Linked DNA regions of Mus musculus: all the other regions are linked to region 2. Evidence: chromatin loops called from intact Hi-C (ENCODE). Cell type or tissue: left cerebral cortex. All regions are shown on one strand.

Region 1 (8,000 bases), 1.1 Mb after region 2:
TTTACCTTTTTGTTGTTCTGTGTGAGCCAGAGTGGTTGAGTCACTTGAATTTTTAAGAGAAACAGGAAATACGTACTTTCATATGAAAGGGAGGGAATTTTTTCAATTTGGAAAGTCCAAAAATCTTCCTGTGGGCTGTGTTTACACAGCAACATATTGTTTTTGCACTTGACCTGTGCATAAATTCAAGAGTCTGGAGGCAGAAATATATTTCAAAGGTATAAACCCAAGACAAATACAAGAAAGGAAATTTCTGTTAACAATAGACCTGCTGAGTGATGGATGGAGTGGCCTTGCCAGGTGTTTGGGGCTCTGGAGTATGGTTTAGTTATTGGTACCCTTGTTGTCAATGTGGAGGCTGGATGTTTTGCTTCTCAGCATTGAAAGAACTTTCAAACAGCAGATTCTGAAAAACAACTGTTAATACCCTGCAAAACAGCACTTTCCCTGAGTCCCCAAGTGCAGAATGGAGCACAGTATGGCTCCAGTTTGGATACAAAGCAGAGTTCAAAAGGAAGTCTCCAATTCTCTTCATTTATATGCCCCAGTCTCTGAAGTGTCCAGTTAATGTCCCTGCCATAAAGCAAGAGATGGTTGCTCCCTTTTCCCTAACTGTGATGTCTTTCTGATTTAAGCACTTTTCACCTGCCAGTGTCCTTGATTTCTTCTGAACCGTGTTCTAGCCCATAAAAGGCTCTAAATTAAAAGCTGCTTTGGCCCGGCTTTTTAGTGAAGTGATTTTGGAAAATGCTCCCAGATTGTTCCTCCCTTCACAGACCCACTGAGAGTCACCTCTACTGGCATTTCCATTCTGCAATTTTCCTAAAAGCTCACCCCTTTAAGGCTACGTTCAGATGGCCTCCCCTCCAGGAAGCCTCTGTTGATCATACCAGTCCCCTCTACTCCCAGGTAACTCCAAGAGGGTCCAGTGAGCCCTGACAACATGAACTATCAGTTGTCATCACTTACCCATTTAAACTCCTGAAAACTTACATGCCTGTTCCACAGAGCAGGCACAGTTGTCTTGGTAAACATGTCAGGCCATATGCCTCCATCCTTACTTTCCTGGTTTCCCTTTGGAGATATGATGTGTTCTGAACTGCTTTAAAAGACCTATAAAACCCCCAACTACCACTCCCTGTCTGTAGCTGCTGCCAGTCTCTTCTGGTTACAGTCAAGCTTCTCTGGTCCTCTAAGTGACTCTCAGACATCACCAAGGGATCCACCCCTTGCTCTTTTTCATGCTTTTCATACATCTGGGTTTTCATGATGCTCTGGTTGCAGGGTTGATGACACCTTTCCAGGAAACCATCTCTCATCATTCATTCTCCTGGATTATTTGCTCCTAGCAACCGGACTCTTCAGTTGTTATGTTACATAACCTCACATACTATAGGATTTCTTCAACATGTCCTTTATGGGGGTTTCATGTCAGACTGTAGCCTAATACCTGGGTGTGACAGTGACTCAAATAATGTTCATTGGATGGAGACATAATTCCTTGCATGTGTGCTTAATTATAAATGGTTAACTCTGCTCCAATCCTCAACAATGCCAGTTGTCCTTGCTCATAAAGCCTTCTTCTACTTTGCCTCCAGTACCTCCTCATCTTGTGAACTGTATCTCTATGATGAATGCCACCATCTCCACCCCTTTCACAGTTTTTATGAAGTTCTTTCTCTCCATCCCTAGCTTTCTACCTCTTCCCAGTATCCCAATCCACACCAACAATATCATTTCATTTCTTCTTACCCTGAGAACACCTGCTCTTAAGTCTGTTTAACTGTCCTGACTCTTTATATCTCCTATCTTAGCTCTGATTTAAGCCTTGGCAAACCCTCACCCCTGCAACAACAACAAAAAAAAAATCCCCTCCACTGCTCTTCCACATCAGCCCGAGTCCCTTGTATTCCTGCACACCAACCATCTGGCCTGCTTAGTTTGGAGATGCCTAAAACCCTTCAGACTCCCACAGGCTGTTGAAGAGGGTTTTCTGAGCTGCTGTAGAACCTTGGCCCTCCTTCTTGGTGACCCCCAAACTGCACAAATACCCCATCTTCCAGTCACATAGAACTTGGCTCCAAATCTCTTTCCTTCCTTGGAGAGCTATATTCTCCAGACTCATTCCAGCCCCTCAATGCTAACTCCCACAGGAGTCACTTTTTCTGAGAAGTCCTCAGTAGCTAGATTAGGGCTGGAAAGGCTCATTTTTTTCTCTGAATTATTATAGTAACTCAAATCATACTTGTGCTTTCTCATTGCTAAGACTGAATACCTGAGAGAAATAGAGAAAGAAGGATTTTGGCAGAAAGTTTGAGAGCATAAAGCCCACCAAGGTAGCAAAAGCATGATGAAGTCCATAGTGGCTAGAACATGTGGTACAGCCTGCTCCCACCACAGCAGATAGCTAGGAAATAGAAAAGGAAGCAGCCTGGAACTCTTTTTTTTTTTTTTGGAATTTAGACTGACCAATTCAGAGTCTGCCATTTATTTATTTATTTATTTATTTATTTATTTATTTATTTATTTATTTTTCGAGACAGGGTTTCTCTGTGTAGCCCTGGCTGTCCTGGAACTCACTCTGTAGACCAGGCTGGCCTCGAACTCAGAAATCCGCCTGCCTCTGCCTCCCAAGTGCTGGGATTAAAGGCGTGCGCCACCACGCCCGGCAGCCTGGAACTCTTAAGCCCCACCCCTATGGCCCTAATTGTACCAGCCAAATCTTATATCCAAAACTACACATGTTCCAAAAAATGTACCAGCATCCAAACCCTGATCCTGTGGGGGGCACGTGAACCATATTGTGTCTTCCACTTCAGCACCCAAGAGAGCAAAGAGAAAACCTAACCACTTTCTGTTTTTACATCTGCGCTCTACACACAGAAGAGCTTCAATATGTGTTTGTTGATTGGCTATTTTTGCTCAATCACTAAGGACACATAATACCTATACAAATTTCAGTTCTGTGCCTCATGGCATTCTTGGTTTATGATTCTGTCTGTCACTGCTATACAAACTTTTCAAGAGTAGGAGCAAGGTCTTATTTACCTTCCTTTTTCTCTTTTCTGCTACACACAGAGAAGATGTTCAATGCATACTCATTGGAAGGACAAATGAATAAACAACTCCATCCATTTTTCAAGGTTCTACAGTTGTTACGTTTCTGGATATTATTCTTGCTGTGAATCCAACCGCTTTATCTGGGTTGTATACATACACAGAATGGCAGTCTTTCTTAGTAAGTCCGAAGCACCCGAGAGCGCAAGGACAAAGCCTAAGCACTTTCTGTTTCTACCTCTGTGCTTGCACACACAAGGGTCTCAATCTGTGTTTGTTGATTGATTGTTTTTACTCAGTCTATCCTTCCTTTTTGATCCTGCAATGTACTGAAAAGAAAAAGTTAAAAGGAGAGCCTTCTCAGAAATCAAACAACTAAAATCACAAAATGTTCTTTTCTAAAAATAACACATTCCCCAAACACTTGAGGCAGAGCTGTGTGTTTTCTCCTCAACCCTTAATGAGAGCAAGATGCTACCACCTCCTCTTTCATTTTGCCTGCATCACGTCTGTGTTGCCTGGAGATTTGTGACTGTTGTTTCAAGAAAGATCAAATGACAACAGGAGATGGATAGTCTCCTTGATTAAAAAGTGGCACTCAAATACATCAGTGTCTTCTGCGTCCATGGAGGAGAGAACAATTCAACAGCTGGTGTTTGCAGCAAAGGCATGCATCTAGCAATGCTCTAAGGCTGGCTACCACCATATCCTCAGTCCAGACCCCATCCCCCTATGGGACACATAGCACGCAAGGTTCAATGGTAGCTTCCATAAAGGAGCTAGAATTTGGCACTGATGGACTCTGGAGATGAAAAGCATTGCCATAGCATAGCAGACCATCATACATTCAAATTCCAGCTCAAACATCTACTAGCTGTGTGAGCCCAGAATGTCCCTCAGCCTCTCTGACATCTGTGACAGCATTTGGAGAATACGGGATACACCTAGTGAAACTGCTGAAGTGAAGGAATGAAATAACACAGTATTAATCATCTTGTCACATAGAGCTCATTAACAGCAGCCGATATCATTAGGTACCCAGACCCATGCCTGTTATTGTACCCAACACCTGATGAACAACTACACAGTGTGTGTGTGTGTGTGTGTGTGTGTGCACATGTGTGTGCAGCAGGCTAGGTATTTCTATCCCAGTGTTCTTATGAATCTCCTGATAGCTTGTTAGCTGGGTATAATGTTTACATTGTAGCTGGAGAAGCTCAGTTTCTGAGAAGCTGCAGTCTGTGGCAAAGTGGACTGATTTCTTTTTGCATGTTTTCATGCCTCTGTTTTGTATTCTCATAGGGCTAAGAGTTGATAAGGACCTTGGTCCCATCAAATTCATACAAGTCCTGGAAGAATTTGTGACACAGGGGCAGACTAGCCATAAGGATTCTCATTAATGCTATGACTTTAAGCTTGAACTCTGCATCTCAGATTTTCCCACTCCAAGAAATAGAAAAGAACAGATCAAAACTCCTCTCTTGTCACTGTGCCAAACCAGGAGAGAACTGACTTCAACTGCCTCTCATCCCTCATTCCTGTAGATATCTGCTTGACAAATAGGAAAAACGCCATTCTCTGGCCCTTTAAAGATGAACTCTTTAAAGATGAACTATTCTCCTTGCAAGAAAAAAATCAGAGCCTTTCTTTTTTTCTTTCCCATTAAATATTCCCATATATCTTGCATGTAGTTTTTTTTTTTCTGTATATATCTGTCATTTAATCCTTAATTTCACAGATTGCTTCTGTCTTTGCAGAGTAGATGCAGACGGTGGTAAAAGGCCTTGAGCTCCCTCAAGAGGCTATAATGTTATCCACACGTAGTACCATTGCCTTATTGCTGAATAGATAAAGGTATTGGCACCAGGGGCAATGTCTCATTATGCATAAAAAGTCAAGACCTCTAAAGGATGACATTCCAGACACCATATCCTTCTCTGGAAATGAACAACACATTTCCTATTGCTGGATTGCTGGTTTCTGATTTGCTCGATAGCTGGATATTCTGATGACAATAGTTGGACTTGCCCCCAAGGAACCCAATGACCCTAATCATCAGAAAGTATACTATAGAGTTCTATAACCACTTCCCACTCTAGTCTTCTTTCCTACCTAGTGATTGGGGTGGGGTGTTGGAAGTAATTAAGGTGGAATAAGGTTTGGAAGAGTGGTAATGGTATAAGAGCCCAAGAAAATAATCAAACAATAATACAAACACATAAGAAACATGAAAATCTAGACATCTACCTGGCAATAAGAAGACAAACATTCTTCTCATTTCTTCCAATGAGAAGTCGATGACATGACCACTGGAGGAGAATGGAGTTAATAAGCCACTATGAACTGCTACCAAGACCTGTAAGACCAAAGTAAAACACAACAAGTGAGAGGCACTTAGCAGGCAGCCTACCAACTGCAGAGAACTGCAGGATGACAGGAGTCATCTACCACAGACAAAGAAGACACCAGCCACAGCGTAAAGTATCTTGGTAACTAAGACTCACTGCCTGAATGTCCTGCCCTTGGGCCCAGGTTCTGCATGCGAAGTATTGCATTGTGGCAAATATAATTTGGAGTAATATTCAATTAACTAACATATAGTATGGCCGTCTATGGAGAATAAAACTATGAGATACTTCCATTATTTGTCATAAAATACAGTGGATTTGTCTCTCAGAGAGATACTTTCAGTTCTTAAACTCCATTACTAATGGGACCATATTTAAAAAAGGAGTAATTCTAGATGTCATTCCTTCTTGTAAGAAGGGAAAAAGTTGTTTATAAATGCATGCATAAAGACATATGGGAGAACATTGTGTGGCATTGAAGACAGATGTTAGAGTGACACATCTGCAAGATGTACTAAGGTTGGTAGGCAACCATCAGAAAATAGAAAAGGAACATAGAGAGATATCTCTCTGGTGCTTGGAAAGAGATCATAGTCCTGCTAATAACTAGCCCCCATATCTGGAAGAGGGTAAATTTTACAATTAAAATTACCTCCCATGTGGATAGGTATTATGGCAGACTTAGCAAGCTGGTAGATTAACATATTTCTTCCCCGAGTGGCCATATGAAAGTCTATAAACAACTACAAAGAAGGTCTCATTCCGAGTTCCTTTCAAGAAAGGCAGATTAGCACCAGTTGTCATGTGTGCTGTTCTCAGTTCCCTGGCTGAAGATCATGAAAGGATTTTCAGACTCAGAGACTGAGAACATAATCTGGAGGCATCAGTAGCAGGCCAACAGGAATCATAGCTTTTATGTTCTTGAAAACATGAGAGAAAAGAAGGCAGAGATTACCAGTACAATATAAGTCCTTCAATATGAGAAAGAGAATAGCAGATATGGTTTTCCAAAATAGCACTGTAAAATATGTGTTTATTTTATTATTACCAGCAGGCTTCCTTCTCAACAGTATCTTTTATTTCACACATTGGACACTCTGGTTGCAGAAACAGCTTCTCTTTTGCATAAAAAAAATAAGTGATCATGATGGTCTTTTAGTCTCATCTGAGTCCCAGAGTAGGAAAATCATCTATCAGAAGTGGCAAAGACTCCACATCCACTTTCCCCCAGAAAAAAAATTTGTTTTCCTTAGTGTTCTGCCTTCATAGTACCCTGCTTCACCACAAAGGGAGATTTACAACAGAGGGACAGCCTCTCTTTGATTCTTATAGTACACAATGCCAGGTCTACAGTTCTGTAGGAACTATGGCAATGTCTTCATTCTATCCCTGGAAGGGGTATAAAAGAAAAGGTTCCTTCAAATTTGAATAACTAAAGACTCGAAGATTCTCGGAACTCTCTTCTTCCTATCAAGCTATTCAAAAGAATGAGGACACATATCTTCTAAATCTTGTTCATCAGTTGTCGTCAACTGAAGGTTTCTTCATTCATGTCACCCACTTATGCAAAAAGTGTATTTCAGTCATGCCAGTATACTGCTCAACACCATATTTAAAATTTCTAAGTTTTCAGGAACTAAGCCACGCGCCACCCACCACAGAACATATACAGGCTAGACCAAGTTCCTGTGTATATATATATAGGAGCTGTGCTGCACAATCTTTATGTAGGTCCCCCCCCCTGCCCCTGACAACTGGAGCATGGGGTGTCCCTAAAGCTATTGTCTGTCTGTGAAACATCGTTAAGGTCTTACAGGCAATATGAACTGAGAACTCACCTGACTCTATCCTCAAAATTGTTGTCTTATATTGCCTAGGATAAAGTGTTGGCGATAGTTCAAAGGACAGAGGATCATGCATTGAAGAGATAGAATAAATAAAAATATGTGGTGATGAAGGATCATAAGCAGCAGTTTTTGTAAATCAAACTCTCCTGTCCTGGTATATGAGCACACACACACACACACACAGAGAGAGAGAGAGAGAGAGAGAGAGAGAGAGAGAGAGAGAGAGAGAGAGAGAGAGAGAGAGAGAGATCCCTAACTCATGTGTCTAGGTTCTCTAGATAAACTTAGACTTAGCTGATCTAGTAGCTTGAAATGGAAGAAGAGTGCTGAAGTTAACAATGGGAACAACTGGAGAACTCTGGATGGAACTGTTAAAGACATCATCTGAGAGGAGGTGTCAGACTCCTCAGAGTTCACCAGTAGTGTCTAGCATCCCACAGTTATAAGCATGTCTAGAGTATCCAGTCAGTACTGTAGCTATATAGGTATTTCAAATGCTTTAACAGCAGCAACATCTCTATCGACCTGAGAGATCTCTTGCTACTCAGAGTTGGTAAAATTAGAAGACTACTGAGAATGGCTGCTAAAATTAGAAGACTACTGGGAATGGCTGCTAAAAATCTTTGAAGAGAGTACCAATTCCAAACAATGAGAAGGGATTATGAATGCCTTGAGAAATTTTTCCCTTCATCTACTGATGGAAAGAAATAGGACCTCTAAAGTTTGAAATACAAGTTTGGTGGATCAA
Region 2 (8,000 bases):
TTTAGTGTAGACCTGATTCATTTCAGACTAAAGGAAATAAGTTACATTGTTTAAAATAATGTACTTGTTAATAAAAAGTGTATGATCACAAAAATAAAAACTAGCTCTGATATTAACATAATTGATCATTCTAAATATTTTAATCTTTCTGAATACTGAGGAGTTACTTCACATTTATTTTGAGCTACCAGTGTCAGTTTACCTAGCCTCTGTTGTGTTTTCTAGAACTCCAAACACTACACGCTTTTATGGAAAGATAGAAACAGAAAAGAAGTATAATGACTGACTACTTAAAGAAGGCAATAAGGTTATATATATATTTGCATTGTCTGAATTCAAGGCTTTAGTCTCCCAAGCCTGTTATATATTTTGAAAAAGCAATACAGTCAGTGTTAGGAGAACTGGGAGACCAGGGAAAAAAAGAAAAGGCCAAACAGATCAGAGGCTGTGTAAGAGTTGGCCTACAAAGGTTTTGCACGGTATAATTCAAGGTCCTTCTTTATAGACGAGGCTATGACCTAGAGATAAAAGCCATAACCAGTGGTAAAGAATACAGGTAAGAAGATGACTCAGGTTTGGATTGCCTTGCCTTCCAAATCACTTATATTCCCATCAGTCATCTATTTTCATCCACCACTGAACTCGCCATCACAGCATCACAGCACTTCTGTACAAACACTAATTGCTCAGCAGTTTCCCAGAAAGTATATCTTTAAGTGCCAAAATTGGAGGGGGGGGGGAACCTATCTAAAATCCCAAGTTATAAAGAGGCACGTTGCTTGTAAAATCCCAAGTTATAAAGAGGCACGTTGCTTGGAAGCCTAAGTAGGAAGGCCAGAGTCAGTCCCTCAGTCCCAGAAGTGAGTCTAAAGATGTCCCTTTCACTGTCACCTCTGTCTACTCTAGTGGCAAGGGCTCAACTCAACACTTCAAGCCTACCCCTCACCCCACACTTGTAAAGGCTGCTTGTATGCTGGTCCCAGGGCCCACTGCTTTTGTACTTACACTTCGTCTCTGAACATTATTTCCCTTCCCACCTTCAAAATAATTACAATCACTTTTCTCTCTCTACCTAACTTCTTTACAGCAATCACAGATTTAAGACACTGCTACCCAAACACAAGTGAACTGGGACTGAGTGAAAGAGAAGCAGAAGCAGTTGAGTGGCGAGTTTACATTCACAAGACAGCAAGCTGAAAACCGCAAGATAACCACTATTTTTATGCTGAGAGCCTGGCAGGACAACTTTGATAAAGAAGCAGGGCTGGTCTACAGCAGTAGCTAGTGACTGATTACTCAAGTTAGCATTAGTCCTCCAGATTGGAAGGCTAGCTATAAAATGTCTTGTTATTAATCTTGGTAAAAATCAGTTCACGCTGCTACATTCCTTGAGGAAGAGCCTTAGCTATGGATTACAAAGATCCACTCACTTAACTTACAAATGAAGGTCAGACTTGGGATCTATAGGAAAAGCCCCTCCCTCTTATGTAAGACCTGAGGTTTCTACGCCCTCCTTTATTAATCCTCATCACCTGGGACCGGTATACACTCAAATTCAGTCTGCAGAAAGACAGATTTAGCATTCTAAATCACAAATATACTGAAGATAAGTTGTAGGATAAAAGCAATAATAAAATGTAGAGTAAAAATACTATGCTATAAGGCTTTTTTATAAAAGTTTAAAAAACAATAAAAAAAAGGAGCTATTCAGAGATATACTGCAAAACAAATGCATCAAACTTCATGACAAACATTGACTGGAAGATTTCTTAAAACATTAAATGTAAAGCTGGATGTTAAATAAACATATGAGGCTGTATTTTAAATGCAGATAATTCTGAAAGAAAGACAGTATCTGTTTAGTTTGAATGATGTTTAAAGTCAGGTGCTCTTGGATATATAACTCATTGTAATAAACACATTTGTTATGATTTCAAAATATGACTACAAATCTTTTAAATTTGAACAGAAACATATTGAAGAGTTTAGATCAAACGATATTGAAAAACTCAAATTGCTTTAATAATCTCCGACATATGCTTAAATGGCATAAGTGAAACGCAAGTGTTCACTCCTACTCATAATGTAAATACTAAACTCCTAGCCGCGATCCTGAGAAACATACACTACTGTGCAGCCTACCTGGTCTATTCTGGATGTTCCGGCTGCAGTGCACCAACTATCTTGGAGTGAATCTGAGCCCCAAGCTGGCAACTGCAAACTAGATCTCACCTTCAATAGCATAGAAGTTTGCATCAGAAATGAGCAGTTCTCTTCCCCATCCCACCCAAGAAAAAGAAAAATAGAAATGAAAAACAATCAAACTATCTTAAATTTTTGTTTCATCCTCTTAACAGTTTTGAGAAAAACTGAATCTCATTGGCAAGAATCACAAAATATTAACAGTTCTGGAAAAATGATTTCCATTAATATTATTAGGCCATCATCAGTTGGAAAAAAAATCACATATACACATATGTCTATATTTATAGTCACTGAACCAGTGAGGTAATTTAAATTAGATTCAGAGTCTTAATATTTTTGTACCACAATCACAGCAGTATTAAGAATAATCTAACATGTACACAGCTGACCACAGAAAAACCTATGCACAACTGCAGTTACAATTTTTTTATCTTGGCTATATAATCGGAAAGACAATTTTTGCTTGTCTATTTAGAAATAGACAACAAGCACTTTTAAGGAACTGCCAGTTAAAGGCTTCAATCTGTATGAGAGAAACATAGTTTTTTAAAATGTTTGGAAGCTTATTTCCATTCATTGTGTATTTACAGAGAAATTCTTTGTTTCCTCTGTGTATTTTACCCTCTAATAATTAAATGATATGCTTAAAAATTAGAACATTAATTTTGTTAATCTTCCTATACGGCTACTGATGCCTCCAACCACCCCACTTCCTATTTTGAAAGATAAACATTAGAAATGAGGATATTTACATACCATTCTTACCTGTAAGGGTAAGAGTGTGTTACTATTGTTGTCTGTCCTGAACACATTATCTTCAATCCAAGATTTTGGAGTCAGTGATGGAGTAGAGCGAGTGAATTTCGGTGGTGCTATAACATTACCCGAGAACGGCTTCTTCAGCGGAGATATCTGATTCATAGTCCCTGGGATCCCCATGTTGCCGCTCCTGCGGTGATCTCTGCCGTGCATTGCTCCCCAGGACATGCTCGCAGTGCCCCAACCGCTGTTCTGATGGTTGCTCCAAGGAGACTGTTTCAGAAGAGGCTGAGGAAAATATATCTATTTAAATTACAGCCCTTAGAGAGCGTATAATTTAAGTTTTAGAACCACGAATTTAATGAGACCATAAAGAAAGAAACGCAAAAGCCAATAGAATATTTCTTAAGGGGCTTCCAAAAAGAAATCTTCCCATCTTGCTATTTGAAATCTTGTTTACTTCGAGTTAGGGAAGTTTTCACCCTCCTATCTACTAAAGCAGTGATGTCTTGTGATAGTTACTAAAAATATACTTTGAAGCTGCAGTTAGCTTTGAAAATCCTTAAAGTAACCAATATTCTACTCGTTAAATTAGTATTAGTTAAATGTTCTTAATGACCTCAGCTATGGGAGCAAATTTTTTAGACCTTAGGCTTTCTAAACAGTTTGGGCTACTCTGGGAAAACAAAACAAAACAAAAAACAGTGGTAACATTAAGAATGAATTGAAGATGCCTTTAAGGGACACGTCAATACAGGGTGAAACAAACAAACAAACAAACAAACAAAACAAAAAACCCAACTTCATTTTCCTGAATTGTTAATTTAACTTTTAAGGTATTTTATTCCAGTTTTCTTTTCTTTTTTTCACTTAATTATCCTTGAACTGCTAAGCAATTATCTGATGCTACCCATAGGTGGATCCACTGAGATACACAATAAACAACCACAGGCTTTGCTTATTTTTAGTAATCTTAAGGCAAGTCTCTGTTAAGTTCATTGACATTCAAAAGCAAATTATATTCAAATATAGAGTCGATGACAAGTTAAGTCATCGAAACATGGAAAATTCACAGTACATTTTTTAAAAGGACCTGGGAATTGCTAGTATTTGTACTGTCGATAAACTAAGGCTAAATTTTTCTGGGAATATTTAGACAGTGGAAATATAGATTATGACTTTCTAAAACCCAATAAATATGGTAATCATAAAGTTAAACGTTTCCTTTAAGAAAATTTTAAAACCTTGATAATGGATGCTACTACAGGGTTTTAAATGCTAATTTAATCATGCAAACACAGCCTCCTCCGTCCTCATAGCTGAAAAGCACAGCCCAGGAGCCAAGGCACAATTACCCAGTGCACTAGGGCCTTATTTTGCCTACTAAATGACTCACAGTTCAAAGTTCCTCTCCAGTGACCTAAAATTCCATATGAAAGCCGTGTGACCTCTTACAGTCCAAGGTAAAACCCATTTCTTTTTGTTTATTGGAGCACACTACAGTTAAATACAAATCACGGCAGTATGTCCTGCTAACGTTCTATTTTGACTGTGGGAATTCAAAATTATTTATCAATTTCAATGGCAAACTTGTAGTTAAAAAGAGAAGAGTCCGACACACAAAAGACAGTTGCTCATATAAGCCATGGGAAATTGTGTATTACTTCAAAAGTTGATATTTCCCCATTCTTGGGGCATAAAAGACAATCCAACAAATCTGTTAACTTTTACTTGGGTTAATTTCGATAGACTGTTAACTGTGACGTTGGTTAATTTAATCAGCATCCATTCTTGAAAACTTTGGTCAACAGAAAAGTTATGAGAAGAACCAGTTAAGGTCAAATTTTGGTTCCATGACAATCCCTCATCTTGACATTGGATTTCGAATGATCACCATAATAAATGCTATCCCCACTAAAGGTCAAGGAAACTCTCAACATCAGCGAACTCAACGGCCACCCAAAATCTGCCTTGGGCGGAGTCCGGGTTGGGGGCAATAACAGAAAACATCCTGAGTCAGAAAGGACACAGAGTAGCCAAGCGCCTGCTTGGTGTCATTTCATGATACCGCATACCCCCTGATTCCGGTACACACCCATGTCGAGACATCTAGGAGGAAACACATTAAAACCTAGATTCAAGGGCGCCTTGGGTCTTCAACCCTTCAAGATGTGACCAAACATTAAAAAGAGCAGAAGTCGAGAGCACTCCAGCCCGCGGCCGCCCGCCGCGCGCAGACTGACAGTTCCTCCCAGCTCTGACAGCCCGCGGGTGCGGCTGCAGGTGCCGCCTCGGCTTCATTAGCCCAGCTCAGGACAAACTCCAGAAGGGAACAACCCCAGTTCTGGTCCCCTCGGTCACCCCGGGGAAGGACCCAGCCCTAGCTGCTCACTCTCCGCCCGCCTTCCCGAGAGTGCTGCCCCGACCCCGGGTCCGCCGCCAAGCCGGAGCGCCCGGGGCGTTCGAGGGGGCTTGGCGGCTCCTGTTCCCACCGCGCACGCCTTACCTGGTGGTGGTTGTACGAGTTCCTCTGCTGCAGGAAGGCGGCTGCGGCAGCCTGGTGCTGCTGCTGCAGCTGCGGGCTGACGGGTGACCTCCGGCTCTGCGGCTGCTGCGGCGCCGCCGCCGGCGGCTGCTGTTGAGGTAAATTCATGGCGGGCGGCGCGGGCACCGTGGGAGCAGAGAACGGGCCGCCGAAGCCGCCGCCGCCGCCGCCACCGCCGGCCGGCACGCTGAGCCCCGCGCAGCCGTGCGGCGACACCGGCGAGAAGCTCGGGAAGAAGGCCGGGTTCATGGACGATGGCAGCCCGGGGTAGAAGCCGTTCTCCGAGTCCGGGCTGGGCGGCGGCATGGCGCTCAGAGAGCCGCCCGCGCCGCCGCCGCTGCCCGGGGTGGCAGCCGAGGAGCCCGGGGGCTGTGGTTGCGGCGGCTGCTGGGGCGGCTGCGGCTGCTGGGGTGGCTGCTGCTGGGTCGCCGGCGGAGGCTGGGGCGGCGGCGGCGACGCGGTCTGCACCGACCAGGGGGTGCCGAAGCCGGGCAGCGGTGGGGGAGACGCGGAGCCGCCTCCCCCTCCGGGGGGTCCCCCGCCCCCGCCGCCGCCGGGGTGCGGCAGGTCCGGGCTCTGCAGGCTGCTGAAGGCGCTGGTGCCGAGCGCCGCGCCGGGCAGGAGGGTGCTGGGGCTGTTGAGCAGAGGGTGGTTGGGCGACTCCATGGAGCCCGGCGCGGGGTTCACCGGCGGCGTCGAGGGGGGCAAGCCCGCATTGGGGGGCTCGGCGGCGCTGCCCTCGCCCGCGGCCGGGGTCTGGCGAGGGCTTCCCGCGCCTCCGTGGCGGCGCCGCGGAGCTGCGGGCGGCGAGGGCGGGAGCTGCGGGAGCTGGGGCAGGTCGACCGGGCGCTGCCGCTGGGCGAAGTCCTGCGGCGGGAGGTGCTGCGTGTGCGGGAGGCTGAACGGCTGAGAGCGCTGGGCGAGCGGCGCCGACTGCAGGAGCGGCCCGGGCGGTGGTGGCGGCGTTGGCGGTGTTGGGCTGAAGCGGCCGGGGCAGTGGAGCGGCGGCGGCGGCGGCGGCGGCTTCGCGTCCGGAGGGTGGGGACGGTGTGGCGGGCTCAACTCTTTCCTCTTCTGGCTGCTCAGCTGCTGCTGCTGCCGCTTACTGAAGTCCTGCGGGGAGGAGGTGCGGCAGCAGCAGCAGGAGGAGGCGGAGGAGGAGGAGGGGTGGTGCAGACTCGGTTTGAAGTCCTGGGAGGGGAGGAGGTGGGTCACACCCGCGTTCGTGCCGCCGCCGGGGTGGTGGCTGGGGAGCTGCTCTGCGGCCGCCGCCCCCGAGAGCGGCCTCGTCGGCTGCTGTGTCAGCCCGAGCAGTAGCTCATCCTGCACGGCCTGGGGATGCGCCACGAGCGGGGAGGAAGAGGAAGCTGCGGCTGAGCTGGCCGCGCCGCCGCCCGAGGGGATGGCGAAGGGGGAGGCGGCCTCGGAGAAGCCGGTGACAGGCAACGGCGGCGGCGACAGCGGGCCGAAGGGCGTGGCGGGCGGCCCGGCGGCGAAGGGCCGGTAGGCGCTGCCGCCGGGCGAGGATCGTGGGCTGCCGCTGCGCAGCAGGGCAGTGTGCAGCACCCCGAACCCGAAGTCCCGCATTTATCAGGCCGGCGGCCGCGGCAGGAGACGCACCCCGTCCCCTGCCCCGCCTAGAAAGCCCCGGGAGCCGTGGCGGCGCGGCCGTGGTGGAAGGATGGGGTCAATGGGAAAGGGACACTGTGACTGAGCCGGGGCACCGACTTGGGGCCCCGCCGCCCCTCACGGAGGCCACCGCCGCCTCCCGGAACCGGCTCCGGCACCACCGCCGCTGCCTCGGCCGCCGCCGCCCTCGCCGCTTAAGAACCCCGGAACGTGCGTCAGCAGCCACCTCACAATCGCGCCGCCCCTTGTCGCGCGCCCTGGCACGCGCGAGCGCGCCGCCGCCGCCGCCGCCGGCCTCGCCCCGCCCCGCCCCTCATTAGCGTGCGTTGTGGACCCTGCGAGGCAGCGGGCGCGCGCGGCGCGTCCCTCAGTCCAGGACCTTGAATGGAGCCCAAGGGGGTGAAAAAAAAGCCGGTGGAAGTTGGGGAGACGGCTAATGGGTCTCGAGCACCGTGCGCGTGCGCACGGAGGCGAGCACGCGCGGGCGTTGCGGACGGTTCCTGGGCAACCGCCCCTCCTGTCCCCTGTCGCACGCGCCCCCTCCTCAGGCCCCGCCCTGTCCCAGCCCCTGGGGTCACGTGAAGTGCCGCTGTCCCAGACCTGCTAGCAGGACTAGGGCGCTAAGCTTGCAGGACTCTAGAAGGTCCCATGCTCTGTGGTCGGGTGCGAGCCGCGCGTGCTGTCACCCACCCTTGCCACCGCTGGAAGGCATTTTTTTTTGTTTGTTTTTTAAGAGTAAAACGCGAAACACCGGCGCCTTTTGCAGCAAACATTTCCACTTCAGCAAGGGGAACAAAGTCTGGGAGCCGACAGGGCTCTGCGTGGTTACTCGCGCAGGAGAGCTCTGAGTAGGTTCTGAGAC
Region 3 (8,000 bases), 120 kb before region 2:
GGGAATCAAATGAAAATGTAATGAAGAGCATTGACAAAAATATCATAATTCAAAGCATTAAAATGACAGGAATGACAAATTAAAGGGGCCCAGAGAGAACATGATTGAATTACAAAGCAAGTGTCAAGCAAGGTCGAACATTCCTATTATTGTCATCCCCAAGGAAGAGTGACTGGATAGAACTCTTCTTCAATTGTTTACCTACCACCCTGATAAAGTATTCCGATGAAAACAGTCTAGGAGAAGGAGGATTTATTTGGCTCATTAAAGTCTATCATGGCAGGGAAGTCATAGTGGTGGGAGCTTGGAACAGCTGGTCACATTGCATCCCTAATCAAAAACAGGATCCAGGTCACAGGAAATGTGCCACTCACAGTGAGTGGCTCTTTCTACCCAAATTAACACAATCAGGATAATCCCTCATAGGGACGCCATGTTTTGTGCTATATAGATTATGTCAAGTTAACAACTGATAACAACTCCAATATTCAAAAGCTCCAGAAGTAAAAAATAAGGTTGAATTTAAGTGTGATGGGGTCTGGAAGGAACTAAGAATACTTGACTTGGCATTGGTGACATGGAGATATGGACTAGTGAAATAAACAGAGTTCAGAGCAAAAGAATCTGTCTTCGGGTCCTCCAGGAAAAAGGTAGACTAGCTTGGGATGAGCAATTAAATTATCACCACACATCATAAGAACAACATAGAAAGCAGGGCAGAAATAGAGTGACATTCGATGTCAGAGAATGAGCTTGTGATGACAAAGGCATCCCTGGGAAAACATTAGCAATGTGACCCTTAAAGTAATATATGTGTGCTACATCTATATATATTCTTAAGGGAGAGAAGAAAATTCTGGGAGAAGCTTCTACTTCAGGAAGGATAAAGGAGATAGACTTTTCTATGTTGTTACCTACATTAAGCCGGAAGTGTGAACATCATGTAGAGAACAGTTATTAGACTCCAAAGAATAGAGGCAAGAAGATGATGCAGATCAGAAACTCATGGCCCAACAGATGGCACAGTAGGCTTTCCTGTTGTCTCACATGCCCCTAACTGGGTAACAGAGAAGCCCACAGCCAGAATTGTCAATGGACACAGACAAAAGTAGCCCCCAAGAACAGCTTGTTCTAAAAGCCAAAGAGTCAAGGACAAGACAGCCACCAAGACAGGAAATTTGATCAAACCACCTCCAGCTGCATATCAGAGAACACATTTTGTTGATTACTCTTTACTGTACCCCCCCACACCCCCTGAGGGAAGGTCTCTTCCTTGAACCCAGACCTCACAGATTCAGCTAGTCTAGCTAGCAAGTCTGCTCCAGGGATCTCATGCAACTTCCTCCAGTGAGCTGAGATTACAGGCAGGCCAAGATGCCTGCCAAGCAATCCTGTGAATGTTGGGGATCGGAATCCAGCCCTCACCCTTGTGTTGCAAGTGCTTTATTTCATGAGACACCCCTGCCCCTCACAAAGCATAATAAACCAGGTCTCTCCAGAGTCAATATAGAAATGTCTTTCAAATATGCCATAAAGAAAAGTTCAGTAAGAAAACAGAAAATTAGAGAAATAGTAAAATAATTAATGCTAGCAGAACTACTATGCTATAAACATTTCCCCAATTTTTCAGAAAAAGACATTGCTCACTGAGATGAAACTATGATCAATATAATACAAATGCATTTTAATTATGTATAGTATATACACAATGTAAAACAATAAGACAAAATTGACCTCAAGAACATCACCCATGTCAATTGTATGAATAGATTTTTTATACTTATTAAAAGAGTAATATTTCAAGTTGATTTAAAAGCCAAACTCAACACTATACTGTATGTGAGCGAAACTCTTTAAATGAGAGATTAAATAAAGTCAATACCTATAAAGGTATAGGTAGGATTGAACAAGCTAAATGAAAGTATTCAAATATAGTCCTCCCTGGTAGGACCACTTAATAGGCGTGGCTCCAGCATAGGCTCATTTTATCTTTTGCTACTTCACCATCATCCATTCTATTCTAGTCATGCCAGCTCTCTTCCTGTTGTTTAGAGATGTATAATATCCCTGCAATGCTCTCTTCTTCAAGTACCTACCTGTTTTCTATTTCTTCCCTAAAAGAGATATGTCACCCATGTATAGAGAGATGGCCATCCCTAGCACTGCAACATTAAAGCAGTATCTATAGCACTTGTCAGTAGAGGACATTCACTGTGTATGGCTCAGCTCTGGTTGTAACAAAATTCCGCAGACTGAGTGACATAAACAATAGAAACTCATCCCTTGTGTTTTTGGATGTCAGAAGTTTCAGATCATGATCACCTAGTTCTGGAATACTGAGAAATACTGTTGTCCTGGCATGTGCACTGCCACCATCTTGTGGCTCATTTGACCTTCCCTTTGACTGTGTCTCAAAGGAATTTCTCCTCCTGTAAGGTCACCATCCCTTATCAGCTGGGGATTAAGGCCATGCCTATGACCTCATTTAAGCTGTGATAATTAATCTTAAATGTCAGCCTGATTGGAGTGAGAAATGCTTAGGAGACTAGTAAAGCTCACCTCTGGGTGTATCTGTGAGGAATTTTCCAAGCATGACTAGGTCATGGGGACTCCAATCCAATATTAAGAGATTAGCAATAAGATGGTATTATTGGGAAATGGTGTAAAGTAATTGGTGGGAAGTAATTGGAGGACCTGGTTACAGGGGGATTTCTTGAGACACCCTATGGTTGCTGGGAATTGAACTCAGAACCTCTGGAAGAGCAGTCAGTGCTCTTAACCACTGAGCCATCTCTCCAGCCCCCAAGGGAACATTTCTTTAGGAACTATATCTTACCATGGTTCTTCCCTGAATCCCTCTTTGTCTGATGCTAGTATGAAAATTATACAATGAACATGTTCCTATGGCCATGTTGTTCTACCCAAACGATAGGCCACCAAGATCTGAACCATCTGAAAACAGGAGCCCACATAAGCAATTACGCTCCCTAGTTCTTTCTTTTAGGCAATGTGGCAGAAGCTTTCATAACTAACTTTCAGAAGTTCCGTCTCCAGGTGCACTCACACCATGGGCTATGACTTTCATGCTGGCATTTTGTTAGAACACAACTCGGTCTCTGTCATGACTTATTTGTTTGTCATCTGCCTGGTGTAGGCTCTACAGCTGCAGGACTCTGTATGTATTCTGTTCACTGCTTTTGTCTCTGCTTCCTCAAATACAGCCTAGCATAACAAGTGCTTTGTAAAAATGGTCATCTGACAAAGTTACTCCAGGACTGTAGTGTGTCCTTGTCTTTGCCCATTTCTCTCTTATCTCTAAAACACAGACAATATGTAAATCTGATTCACAACTTCATTTGGGAATTAAATACAATTCGTATACAAGGCTTCATACTTAACCTGGCATATTGTAAAGTCACAAGACACATTAGGTTTTACCCTAGGTATCATCACTAATACCACAGTTACATTATGGTTGATCCTCACCAACATTCCAAATTATGAACAAGCTGGATGACTGAGATAGTAGAGATTCGAACTAGCTCCATGTGATCTAAGGCATGGTCATGGTTTCTGCAGGGTGCCACACATAAGCTTTTCCTTTTCCTTACTCTGCACTTTTAAATGAAATTGAGATGCTTATGTGGCTTCAGAACAAAGAGATCCATGCCTTTGGTTTTATAGGTTGTGTGGGTAGTTAATATCCTGTTCTGCCATCCTGTTTCAAGTTTTATAATGAGACTGCTTTCACACACACACACACACACACACACACACACACACACACACACACACTGCTCAGTTTCCATGGTATGTGGGAAAACTCTTCTGGAATTGATGAAGGAGAGAGATGGGACTTTTTGTTCAGCTCTCCATTCTGATCCACCTCCTCTTAAATGACCTTGCAAGGTCTAGACTCATCATACTGCAGCAGCTAGAGGTTAGACAGCCCCTTGTGAGCCCCTGAGAATAAGAAATCCACCAATTTGCTTCTCAGAATTCTGTTTACTTTTTACCTCCAAGAAAAGAACACATTAGACCATCATTCTCTTATCGCCATTTCTCTGATCTCCATCCTCACTAACACAACAAGGCCTGCAGAATTCTTGGCCCAAATTGCAACTCCCATTGAATCTTGACTCTTTGGACCTCCCGTTTGGATAACAATTAATTGCCCCAAGATCAACAGCTTAGGCCAATGGATGCTGGCATTCCAGCCAAGTTTGAGCTGAGTCACTCATTTGTGTGTGGGGGGGGGGGGGGCGGGGGGGGGGTCATGGAGAGGAGGCTGTCCAACACCAGCTGATAAATCATCTTCATTGACCATTCAGTTCCATGGCATCTCTTCCAATCACCTAACCTACGAGGGAGAGCTTACTTCTTTCTTTATGAAGAAGGCAGCTGCAGATGCATGGGCTGCCTACACAGATACACATGTGCTGACAAGAGGACATGAAGCTTCTGGATTCCCATCCAATTTGTGTCTCTTATTCCTCCTTTGAGAAACGGAAGCATCTAGAGAGCAATAAAGTTCTTAGGATGAAAATCCAAAGAAAAGACAAACCTTGAACAGTACATTTAAAAGAAAAAGAAAAATGAAGAAACCACCCTTGAAGATCATCAGATAGGTACCGCTATTGCATAAGTCTGCCAGAAGATGGGGCCACGTGTACTTGTCTAAAGTCCTTTGCAAACTCCAGAGGTTGGCAGGGAAAAAGGACATATTTATACCACAGGATGCATTTAGGGTAGATTTGTGTTTGTTTGTTTGGTTGGTTAGTTGGTTGGTTTGTTTTGATTTTTTTACAGTCTCTCATCCTTTCCTTCCTTTCTTCCTCCCCATCTCCTTTCTTTTCTTTCTTCCAATCATTGTACATTCTTGGGAAACGATCAGAGAACCCCCACTTTTCTTGTATTTTTAAGTATATGTATGTAATAACAACCTCTCTAGTTTGACTTTGAAAATGAATAAAGCAAAAGCCATGCACGGCCCTTCCACTAGGCTGTCATTTCTTTCAGGTTTTTAACCCATAAAAAAATAGAAGTTGAATGACATCTACCATACACATTTGGTAGAGCCTTATTTTAAGCCATGGAGAGCCTCAGAATAAAGGTAAAACACCAGCCAACAAAGAGGTATTATCTATCTGCAGGGACTGGCCTGAGAGATTTCATTATCACACCACTCCCACATCAGGGAGGTAAAACAACAAAAGGCAGGAAGCAGGGGCCATTTGTGAATGGGCAGAGGAGGCGTTGAAAGGATGAGCTAGAAGCAGGGGGAATAAGAAGGAACAGGAAAATGGTATGTCTTATTTTCTCCAGCTTTGTAATTTACTGTATTCAACTTTTGAAACACGCTATTAAGTATCTGTTTTCTTCCTTTATTAAAGGACTAATTTCCCCCTCTTACTCAACTTCTCTGCTTTAGTCTAAAGAAAAAATTGATTGCAATAAAATACAACGATCATTTCCATGACAATATCAAGAGTTTCGAAATCAAGCTCACAACTTCTGAGCGCAATTATGTCACAGCTCCTGGAAAATTGGCCTCACAGAACAGATTGTGCTAAATCCTAAGCTTGTTCCTAATCAGGGCCCAGCATACAGAGCGCCTTTGTCAGCCGAGGGGTGATTGTGATGAGCCCTGTTGAGGCTTGGACCATCTTCTCTCAGACATCTTGGCAGTCCTGAATACCAGGAATTTACAGATTTTTGTAGCACAATTTAGTATCTGGTTTAGGTTCAAAAGCAAATGGTTTGACCATGACTAATCTTGCTTATTTTAGAACCATTGTCTGGAGAGATTCTGAGATACCTTCTCTTGTGGAAATTGTCACCTAGTTCACATACATGCACACACCAGACACATACGTACGCATACACACACACACACACACTTTAAAATACTCTGGTATTTTTCAGTACCCATGAAGTTAGAATTTGTGCAGTTGTGTATAGGACATCTCCTGGCTAGAGACACTTGTCTTGTGTCTTAGGATGTGGGCTGCCTGAAAGAAGGCTTTTTTGGGCTCAATTCAATGCCAAGTTCTGAGTCATGCTATGGTCTGTTGGTTAGAGAAGTAGGGTTGCCAAGGATGCTAAAGCCCAGGATGGTTAGCTTTAGTAAGGTTTCCATAAAGCCCACCTTTCAGCCAGCTAACTGACAGCATAGCCACAGTGATAAGAGCAGCTACTCAATCAGGGGTGTCTCAGATGATATCCTTGTTCAAGATTACAGATGAGGTGAAAGTCAGCTAGTTTGCTGTGCCACCTTCACCAAACAGTTATGAAAAAGACCACAATCACTTTCATTGTCTTCTTTCTATCAAAGGGTACAGAAATGGAAATTGTTCCAGATACTAACCATTGTCCTTTGAGAATGCAGGGCACAGTGTTGTCTGGGTTATAAATAAACTCATCCCACATTTAGGTTTCATTCAGGACATCCCAATTGTGTGTCATTAGTACCTGTAGCTAGCACAGTGCCAAGCACAAGGCAAAAACACTTAATACGAGTGAATCATTATTACCCTTCATCGCTTGCAACAGATTAAAATGTGGAAAAGCTCCAGGACACAATGGAATCAATCAGCTCCAGTAATTTTCATGTGTTTTAAAGTCATGAATAACAATGTACAGAAACAAAAGTGTGACCAGAAGCCCAAACTTGTAGAATAGACTCAAGAGAGATGTTTCTGAATAAGATAACAGGACCTAGAAGGTAAAGCATCTTTGCCTTCGAGGTCTTTGCCCCCTTTCCTTTGCCCTGGAATGCTGCTGAGAAAGTTTCTAGAAACTTAAGAATTCCAACCTTGATGTTCTGATAGTCAGTCACTTTAAACCTAGCCTAGACCTTGAATCAACAGGTTCCGAGAAAGAAAAAGATTCATACAGGAAGGAAGAAGAGGCCGTCATCTGTTCTATTTTGTGGTAACGACACTGAGGTGTACATGATCATGATGCCTGTTTGGAGGCAGTGTAAGCCCCTCAGAATGTACTAAGCTGGTGGCAGAGACAGATATCTTCATAGGAATAATGACTAAGGCGTTCTTGGCATAGCCCCAGATTGTGGTCTAGACAGTCTTACAGGGCTCAGAAAGTGCTAATAATCTGGACAGGTCTGTGGGGCAGGCTCCAGGGAGCGAGCTTATTATCCTCTTGAAGAAAGGGTAGGCCATCCCTGAGCTTGAGGGAGATGTGGGAAATAATGACCATTCACTCAGAGGGATCTCTGAGGGAAAAGGTGTAGAACAAAGAATCTGTAGAAAGATAAGAAAACTGACTTCTCTACCAATTGGTCAGGGCATTATTAATCTAACGGAGAAGTCATGAGGACAGCATTGACACTGCAGGGCGGGAGAAGAGATAGACTTTATCAAATGAGGTGCTCTTGGAGACTCAGCATAGAGAAGGTGATGCTCGTAGTCAAGCTCTTGGAAGAGTAATCAAGTGCTAAGCATAAAATGAAGGGCTGAGGCAGGGGAACCAGTTGAGAGATAATTGCTGTAGTTCAGCAGGACATTATGATGCCTTGGAATAGATGTTGCAGTGGACTGAGAAGAAAGGAAAGGGTGTGGAAGAAACAACAACCTGACTCAGAATAGAATGAAAGAGATAGAAGACCTGGGACGCAGGCAAGAAGAGAAGCTGGCTCAGCAGGCCAGCAGGTGGTACTGGTGTTCACAGAGAGAGGCATGGAGGTGAGTTGGAGTTTGACCTGGATGAATGTGTGGGGCTTATGGGATACTAAGTAGAAAGATGCAGAGGATTCTACCTGCAGGTTGATTCCAGGGTCTATCAATCCCGCCACTCTTAGCTTGGTGATTTTGGAAAGATCATTTAATTTCTCTTCGGCAGGAGTTGGCTCTTCTGACAGCTGTGCAGCTGAACTCAGGGAGGTAAGACTTATCAAATGGATAGCTCAGGGAGCAATACTCAGGAACTGGCTATTTTCTGTCTCGTATACTCAATAAGTTTGGAAGAATGGAATCATTCAA

Evidence for each region. Peaks named below come from ENCODE experiments on the same cell type or tissue, not always from the same donor. Only the 100,000 strongest peaks of a DNase experiment are listed, where the experiment ranks them.
Region 1: it touches region 2 in a loop (4-fold over the local background); 5 of 42 quality-filtered maps call a loop at or near these places.
Region 3: it touches region 2 in a loop (2.2-fold over the local background); 20 of 42 quality-filtered maps call a loop at or near these places.

Annotation. Positions count from the first base shown.
Region 1 is chr5:42,171,155-42,179,154 of GRCm38, reverse strand. All of the region lies in intron 1 of Gm16223 (predicted gene 16223), which reads right to left. Among named protein-coding and RNA genes, the nearest start is that of Gm16223, 110 kb to the right of the region's middle. In left cerebral cortex, a CTCF peak has its summit at 4,865; DNase peaks (open chromatin) are centred at 3,923, 4,860, 6,723, 7,043 and 2 more places; H3K27ac peaks cover 1,068 bases.
Region 2 is chr5:43,232,559-43,240,558 of GRCm38, reverse strand. Cpeb2 (cytoplasmic polyadenylation element binding protein 2) reads right to left here and starts at 7,306. Exons shown (of 12, transcript NM_001368806.1): 1 at 5,471-7,306; 2 at 2,971-3,252; 3 at 2,143-2,232. The coding sequence starts at 7,096. It overlaps Gm7854 (predicted gene 7854), which reads left to right and starts at 5,205. Exons shown (of 8, transcript NR_028417.2): 1 at 5,205-5,607. In left cerebral cortex, CTCF peaks have their summits at 3,870, 6,826 and 7,853; DNase peaks (open chromatin) are centred at 5,293, 6,022, 6,748, 7,517 and 4 more places; H3K4me3 peaks cover 6,872 bases; H3K27ac peaks cover 6,145 bases.
Region 3 is chr5:43,357,160-43,365,159 of GRCm38, reverse strand. The region is part of intron 1 of Gm43699 (a long non-coding RNA gene); the gene reads right to left. Among named protein-coding and RNA genes, the nearest start is that of Gm43699, 6.8 kb to the right of the region's middle. In left cerebral cortex, CTCF peaks have their summits at 4,656 (motif pointing right) and 7,669 (motif pointing right); DNase peaks (open chromatin) are centred at 4,654, 5,662 and 6,039; H3K27ac peaks cover 1,621 bases.